Regions from separate parts of the Mus musculus genome. Here region 1 is linked to region 2. Evidence: chromatin loops called from intact Hi-C (ENCODE). Cell type or tissue: heart. All regions are shown on one strand. Each heading gives the region's core, and the rest is flanking DNA. Links, peaks and the distances in the headings are about the cores only.

The links. Peaks named below come from ENCODE experiments on the same cell type or tissue, not always from the same donor. Only the 100,000 strongest peaks of a DNase experiment are listed, where the experiment ranks them.
Region 1: a loop joins it to region 2, with 5 times the contacts of the local background. A loop is called at or near these places in 2 of 42 quality-filtered maps.

What each region holds. Positions count from the first base shown.
Region 1 is chr16:34,491,333-34,495,724 of GRCm38, forward strand. All of the region lies in intron 1 of Kalrn (kalirin, RhoGEF kinase), which reads right to left. Among named protein-coding and RNA genes, the nearest start is that of Kalrn, 20 kb to the right of the region's middle. In heart, for the core only: a CTCF peak has its summit at 2,650; a DNase peak (open chromatin) is centred at 2,679.
Region 2 is chr16:34,371,975-34,376,366 of GRCm38, forward strand. The region is part of intron 3 of Kalrn (kalirin, RhoGEF kinase); the gene reads right to left. Among named protein-coding and RNA genes, the nearest start is that of Kalrn, 140 kb to the right of the region's middle. In heart, for the core only: CTCF peaks have their summits at 692 and 1,731 (motif pointing right); a DNase peak (open chromatin) is centred at 457; H3K27ac peaks cover 384 bases.

The sequences.
Region 1 (4,392 bases), core at 242-4,241, 120 kb after region 2:
CCACAGAGGAGTTGGGGAAATGGCTCGGTTGGTAAAGCGCTTGTCAAGCAAGCATGAGAATCTAAGTTTAGATGCCCAGTACCTACGCAAAAGCCAGGCATGGTGGAGCACATCTGTAATTTTAGCACTGGGGAGGTGGAGGCAGGAGGATTCCTGGAGCTTGTTGACAGCTACTCTTGGCAAATTGATAAGCTCCAAGTTCAGTGAGATGCGGTCCCCAAAAATAAAGAGCAATAGCGAAAAAAGAGAAATTACATCACTAGCCTGTGACCTTTAATATTCTCAATGTTCTCTCTCTTTCTCTTTCTCTCTCTCTCCCCCCCCCCATTGAAACCACTCTCTTTCTTCTCTCCCCAGAGATGACTTTATAGATGCTTTGCTTCTTTATACATATAACTTTTTATTCTTCCACCCTCCATATGCTCAGGGGAAAAGGTTTTTTTCCTATAGCCCCTATAGCCTTAGCTCATAGCAGCAGGACCACAGAAAAACCCCTGTCCATATACTGACCAGTCTTCTCTCACTCTGGACTATGCAGATCAGAATGAAGTCCAAGATGTCTGAATTCTGACCTTTCATCTGTCACTTGATCTCCCATCTTTCACTCCCCCGATTCTGCAGAGGACTGAAGATGGAATGGCAGAGCAAGAGGAGGGATCTACTCGGTGATGAGCAGATGTTAATGTGAACTCCAGAAAGGATAGAGGTGACTTAGCTTCAAAGCAGAAAGAAGCCTAGGATCACAGCCCCAGGTGCTTTGGTGGCTAGGAGAAACCCCAGCACAAGTATGAACAGCTCACCACCTGGCTCTACCTCCAATACCAAGGGTCCAGCTCGTCTCATCAGAGCCCCCAGTGCTGGAATGCAGAGGACACAGGGCTTACTTAGGTTAAGAAAAACGCTGACACCATTGCATACACTAGCAAGATTTTATCGAAAGGACCCAGATGTAGCTGTCTCTTGTGAGACTATGCCGGGGCCTAGCAAACACAGAAGTGGATGCTCACAGTCAGCTATTGGATGGATCACAGGGACCCCAATGGAGGAGCTAGAGAAAGTACCCAAGGAGCTAAAGGGATCTGCAACCCTATAGGTGGAACAACAATATGAACTAACCAGTACCCCAGATCTCTTGACTCTAGCTGCATATGTATCAAAAGATGGCCTAGTCGGCCATCACTGGAAAGAGAGGCCCATTGGACATGCAAACTGTATATGCCCCAGTACAGGGGAACGCCAGGGCCAAAAAAAAAGGGAATGGGTGGGTAGGGAAGTGGGGGGGGAGGGTAAGGGGGACTTTTGGGATAGCATTGGAAATGTAATTGAGGAAAATATGTAATAAAAAAATATTAAAAAAAAAGAAAAAAAAAACCAGGCTAGAACCCTACTATGCACAGCATTATATAAACCAAACAACTTGGGCATGACACTAGACTGTTTGCCTCAGTTTCTTGATTTGTAAAACATTAGCTATACTAGTGTAGGGGCTGATATGAAGATGTTCCTATAATATTCTGGCAAATAAAAAGAATCTATATCCTAAACAAACAAACAAAACCAAGTTATAATACAATCATTATCACTGGACTATATTCCCAGGTTCTTTTTTTTTTAATTAAAAGGTCTAGACAGTTTTATCTTCATTTTTTATTTATTCCTTGAAATTTTCATAGATGTATAAAATGTATCTTGATCATATCCACCCTTCACTATGCCCCTCCAACTCTCCTCAAGACCCATTCCCCAGCAAATCTCCCTCCAACTTCACTTCCTTCTTTTATAACATCTTAATTTTAACCCACTGAGTCCAATTAATGTTGCTCGTATGCACATGGGCAAGAACAACCTTCCAATGGCCACTCTCTCAGCAGCCAGCAGCTCCATGAGTTCTGACCAAGCCTATAGTACCAGTCAAGAAGTCCTTCCTGTTGAGTAAGCCTCAAATCCAATCAAGGGAGAAGTTGGTTACCACCATAAGCACCCTTCCCACTATTACTGGTCAGTTCAAGAGTGATTTCTCTGTGTCCTGCAACCCATGTATGTATGGTCTGTTTAACAATCCAGTCTTCCCATCTAGTTCTGCTGGCCAGCCAGGAGCAATGGCAGCCTATATTGCTTTAGATGCCTCAGGGCCTCTCTGATTAATATATCATAGAGATGTAACCTGTGCCTGACACTGAGATTCTCATTCAATCACTGTCCTCGTTTGAGCCTCTGTTTCTATGATAAAATGCCAACTAAAACCAACTTGATAGAGGAAAGGATTTATCTGGCTTACACTTCTACAATACAGTACCACACCCAGATAAATAGATTTTTATCTTGAAAAACGCACCCCTAACTTTGCTGACAACCTATTCTTCCACACTGAGAAATGTTCCTGGTCTTGGATCTGCTCCTAGAAACCAATTTAAATTTATGAAGCTTCTGGTACTTATGATAAAGTGAAAGTAAATCTAACTGAAGTAAAGACCTACATTCCCATGACAACTTGCTCACTCCCAACTCATATGTTACCCTGGCTCTAGCTCCTTAAAGAAACCCTTGGCTATTCAGAAGTACCAGGACAGAACTTAAAAAGCAGAGGAAGAAAAAAAAAACATTAAATCAAGGAACATACCCTCAACAGCCAAGGTCAACACCCAGGAGGGGCAGCAGTGCTGCAGGGCTTCTACTGTGGCGGAAAGACTCCACCCATTTAGCACTTTGAACAGAAGTTCCTTCCCAACTGGAAGCACAGAGCTACTAAGCTGGCATATACCCAAAACAGAGAGGTGGGTAAAAATAAAGTTACCACTGCTCCCTTGAGAAGGCCAGGAAGAGAACATATTGAAACAATCATGGCCTGCAGCCCTGCTAACACCCAGGCGACTAAGTGACCTCAGCCAGGAGACATTGAGCAACGTTGCCTTGCTTACTGGGATCTCCCAATGGCAGCCCAATAGGGGTAAAGCCCCTAGTCTCCATCAGCCAGTGTTGCCAGCTTTCTGTCTCATTCCTGTCTTTCCTCATACGCACTCATAATATATACAGACATAGCTCTTTCACGTGAACATTATTTCCCCTACTCTCCTCTCTTCTGTGCTCTGCCTTCATAGGTCCATTTCCCTCTCATCCTTAAGATCATCTAAGTCCAAGTCCACAGAGAGTATTTTCTTCGCTGCTTTCATGGTACCTTCCAACCATGCATCCCTTCCCTTCATCACTGTTTCCATTTTGCTCATAAAAGAGCTTGTGTGGTTATTCCTATTCAATAGGCATTTGTTGAGTAAGTTACACTGCCTCATAATCAAGGACTTTTCTAACTGAACCAAATAAGTATCCGCAACAGAGACAAGAGAGCACTGGCTTGGGCTTCAGATCTTTTATTCTCCTGTGGTAACTCAGCCCTTAAAAACCCTCATACTTGCACATTCCCAGGGCTTGCTCTTGCTCTCAAGCATCCTGCCAACCACACCTGCTGGCCTCTGGTTGAAGCTGCCTCCCATTGGTAAAGAATGTGTAAAGCACATAGGCTCCAAGGCTCTCAAATCCCAACTTTGTAAGTGCCTAACATCCTGAGTCCTTAGGAGTCTTCACTAGACCCCATCAAGCCCTGAGAGCAGCCTAGTCCATCTTCCCCACTCTGTGTTCACAAGCTCAGCACCATCTGCCCCTAATGAGAGCAGCTCCCTCAGCCTATGCACAGTGACCCTCTCCGAGATGCCCAGAATATTGTCTAGAGAAGAACATATGTGCAAGAGAGCTCATGATGTCCCTATACCCATTTGCCTTTCCCCACATCATACAAACAGGTACCAATGGGTGCCTGCCTTCCAGATGAATGGCCAGAAGTGAACAGCAAGAGATAAAACCAACCAGCTATGGGAGTTTTCAGCTGGAGTGGTCAATGGCCCCTCTATCAGATTACACCTGGGGTAACAGGGGAAGTTTAGGAGTGTCCAGTCACTGAGCTAGCAAAGGCATTTTAAGATTAACTGGCATTTGTGGTGTGTGTGTGTGTGTGTGTGTGTGTGTGTGTGTGTGTGTGTGTTTCATCTGAGGACTCAAGGGAACCTGGGAGGGCCTGGTAGCATGGTCCACCCAGAGCTTAAAGCAGGGTAATAAAAACTACATCCTACAGATGACTATAATTTATCTCTGACATAAATTCTCTCAATTTAATGTTTCAGACCTGGACTATCTCCACTCTTTCTGAAGTGGCAGCTACAATCACTTTTACTGCCTAAAAAGAGGACTCTCTTTAACATTTGACCTGGGATCTACTCTCTATCTACCAGCCCCTTCAAGAGTTCTAACTACCTCAGCCGCTCCCTCCATAGGTTAAGATTGAATTTCACTACCACCCTTGGATCCTTCAGGCCTGACGTGGTCAATAAGAATAGATTTCAG
Region 2 (4,392 bases), core at 182-4,181:
GCCTTCCTGAAGGCAAAACCTGGAGCCCCCTAACTCTCCCAAATAGTCTGCAATTGAGCAGAAAGGGCCATATGATCATTTGACAAACCCCTTGGGATTGGTGTATGTAAGCAACTGTCCTGAGAACTCACAGAACGGATAAAGTTCTCCATGGTAGTCAGGGCTGGGCAGTGTGAGGAAGGGCTGGCCCTACTGCAAGTCTACTACACGGAGTTTCTCTTCAGCTGGCCAGTTAGAAAACCTGGATTTCCGGTATCCCAATCTGGAAATCAAGGATGTTCTCTTCCCACAGAGAACCAGGATGGGGTGTGTCACAACACCGGGGTCAGACTTTGGCTCAGGCACCACGCCAAAACCCAGCACACGAATGACGGGTGATGGGAACAGATAAAATTCCAGCTGTGGACAGAACAGTATGAGAGATGTGAGGGAGAAAATGCTCCGGCATGAGGGCCTTGGAGCTCTCCAAGCCAGCCGTGGTCCTCAAGTGACCTAACAGAACTGGGAGTTAGGAGAGAAGGAGGCTCTGGGAGAAGAGAAGAGGCGGGGCCATCAGGACACACACTGGGATTACATCAGTATATTATCCGGAAACATATCTGTCCCTGCTGAGTCACCACACTGACGACAGAGTACTCTGTCTGGGCTCTGGGAGAACGGTCTGTCATCCTTGCTCAGTTTAGGAGCAGCAGCACCTCCTCAGGGAGACAGGCCACTCCTGTGCCTCCAGGCTTCTGCATGCTTCCGCCGGAAAAGGGCTTGACAGGGGACAGGAGATGTCCTGAAGGAGGCTTAGTCTGGTGACTTCAGGCTGGCATGACTCCCTAGTACTGGCTCTGAGGAGTTTAGGAGTGAGGCTCTTTTACCTGGGTGCTCTGCAAACTTAGAGACAAGTAGTAAGAACCCTGCTAACGCTTTCTACTCATAAGGACTCATGTCCTATGGACAATCTGACCTCATGAAAAGACTTGACCTTAGACCTGCTATCTGTGGCAAACTAGGCTTAATGGCCCTTTTCAATTTATGTTCATCCAATACTGGACGGATGAGGGAGAAGTGTGGAACAGATCTTATCTAAGGCAGCTCTGAACATCATGAGACAGTGGGCAAACGGCTCTCAGTAGAGGATAGCAACACACAGAAACGCCCTGGGGAGCGCTGTTTCTCCCATGTTCTTGCCTTCCGAGTGCAAAGAGGAAAAACAGTGTTTAGAAGGAAAGGTTTGAAAAGACAAATGAAGCCTTTCTCTCCAGCTCTGGCTGCTGAGAGTGAATGAAAGCTGTGGGCGCCCTGAGAGGTAGCACGGGACTTCTGCTCTGCTACGAAGGAAGGCAAGCCGGTGGCTGAGCTCTGCTTTTCTCTAGCTGCTCAAAATACGATTTTATAAAAGAAAGGTAGGGATTATTACATATATGCTATGTTCTTTAAGCAGATTTCCCCCCAAATAACATCATTATAAAATGCCTAGTTTCAGCTGGCGATTGTATGTCTAAGCTAGCCATTTCCACATGCAGTATTTTATTTGAATTTACTACATTTATCAGAGGAAACTTGTAGTAAACCTATGTTGTAGTGGACAAACAGTAATTATCTATGGTTACTTAAATTTTAGTATTTAATAAAAGTGTTTAAAGTAGAGCTGGCAAACATGAGACCTGATGCACCAAGGAGAGAACATTACAATTTGGAGCCTCTCGCCTTCCCACCAGCAGAGCTAAGGTAGTCTACCACTTGGTGGCGGCATACCTGAGTTGCCAAAAGTCTTTAAGGAAGGCAGCCTCTGTATAAAACCAGTGTCCAGGAGCATCAGTATCTCGTGGATGCTTGAGAGCATACACTACTCTGAAGGCCAACGAAGGGCAGAGCAAAAAACCTAACCAATGATGATTCTGGGAAGTAATGAATGGGAAATGTGCTGGCAATGTCCCTGAAATGGGGGGAGGGAACAGCACCAAATCTGTTGCCAAGGAAGAAAAGCAACCCCCTTACTGCTGCTCAGCATCTGTATTCAAGGATGCTGCTCCTTGTTTCCATCACACCCACTGAATGAGTCCTGGCTAAATTCAAATCACCCTGATTACCTAGCATGAACGTCAGGAAGGCCTGAATGCACTGGGTCTTATTTCTTCTGACATTGAAGTTTACCTAATCAAGGTTACAGCGGACACACTTCAGCCTCTTAATCAGCCTGCTCGGGAAGAGCTATGGACTCCAGCAGCTTAAATGAGATGTTAAAGACCACACCCGAGCTACCCAGAGTTGAACTCCCAGGATGCCTCACATTCTCCATAGAGGGCAAATGAGGTCTCTAGTTCAGCTGGGCATAGAGAGCTTGGCAGCTTTCGCTGAGCCAAGGCAGGGATTGACAATTCAGCTAGCTGACAAATGAAAACAGAAATGGAGAGAGAGAAGATAAAAAGAAAAACCCAAAGATTCACCAAGGACACAAAAATCTGGCCTTTGCTGTATATCACACCAGCTCTGAACACTACTGTGAGGCCTCTGTTAAGGGGCCATGCTGTAAGTAAGGATGTCCTTTGCCTCGAAGACTCAGAAGCACAAGTCCTGTGATCAACCCCTAGCCTTTACACAGCCAGGATCAGGCCTAGCTGTGTAATGTGTGCTAGGTTTTCTTCACAATGGTGGGGACAATGTTTGGACAGTGTTTCCTGGACAGCGGTGATCAGATGCCCTTAATCTTCATGCCAAAGTAAGGATCAGAAATTGAAGCCAGTCACACTGGGAGTATAATTCAGGAATCTTGAAAGCAATGTGATGATTTGTCTTATTCACTATAAGATTCCCATGACTGCCACAAATCTATACCACCCCTTTCCCCCCCCCAAAAAAAAACCAAACCAACGCAAAACAAAACAACCCACCTAAATCTATAGGCAACTGAGAAAAGGTGGGGCTGAAGAAGTCGCCTTCCCCAGGGAAGAATGCACCAATTGGCTGACCAGTCCCAAATAGCCAGCCTGGGAAACACACACAGGTAGCATTGTGTGGACTGAACAGGTCATACATAGGAATGTGTATGTGTATGTGTGTGATAACAGTTAGAGAAGGCCATGAATTTGAAGTTGAACAGGGAGGGAGGGAGGGAGGGAGGGAGGGAGGACTTTATGGGAGGGTTTGGAGGGAGGGAAGTGGGAAATATTGTAATTATCATCTCAAAAATTAAAAACAGAAAGAAAGCACTGAAGATGCAGATAAAGGCTTATGTGTAACGATGTTTCCAACGGTGTTTTGGATAATTTAGACGTCTACTGTACTAGCTTAGTGTGTTGTCAACTTGACACATGCTAGTTTCACTTGGGAAGAGGAAACTCCATGTGTTCTATAACAGTGACTTGTGGGCATACCCGTGGGGCATTTTCTTGATCAATGACTGATGTGGAAGGGTCTAGCCCACTGTAAGCGGAGCCACTTCTGGGTGTGTGGTCCTGAGTTATACAAGAAAGCTTCGAGCAAGCCAGTGAGCGGGAACCCTGTGCTTGACTCTCTGCCTCCGGGTTTCTGCCTTGACTTCCTGCTCTGATTTTTCTTCCTAATGGGTTGTGATTGGAACTATAAGCTGAAATAAACTCTTTCCTCCCCAAGTTGCTTTTGGTCATGGTGTTTTATCATAGCATTAGAAACCCTAAGACACTTCTGTTGGAGTTAATTTAGTTAGATATGATACATCCCATGATACAACTTTACCGTGTTAAGAAACTGTTTTGTGGTACAAAATGAAGTGAAAATAGAGTAAATGATATGATTCACTATTTTTTTTCAAAGCTCTAAAACACAGGAAGGAAACATAACAATACATTAACTCTTATTATCTGTAGGCGGTAGAGCTATAAGTGCTTTCCAAAAGATTTTTTACTTTTTCATTTTTTTAAATAAAAAATCACTAGATATACCTTTCCAATTTAAAAAGAGGGCCAAACATTAGACATATACACTCATCCCTTCAGCATCTACCACAGGCGTACTCTATCCTGTATCTTTACCACCATGACTTACGTATAGTTCTATCCTTAACTTTGACCAAACAGTTCAAGGGACACCATGATTAGGCAAGATAAAGAACTGCCACTTGCAGCCAGCTGTTTCTGTTTGAGGAGATTGTGTGTGTCACCCAGGTGAACCCTCACACACACTGTGGTTCACAGGAGATGAAGGGTTGGTGAGCACACCCACACTCCTGCAGAAGGCAGCTCTTCTGGGCTAGAAGCCCCCACAGAATCTTCATGTGTGTCCATAACTTTTCTCAAGCCTACTCTGCCTCGGAATTAGCACACGATTTCCTTCTACAAGGTCAGCGGCAGTGTCCTCTCTATGAGGCGCGTGGAAGACACGTGGAGCAGACACAATAACCCCTCCTCTAGGATTCTTTCATGC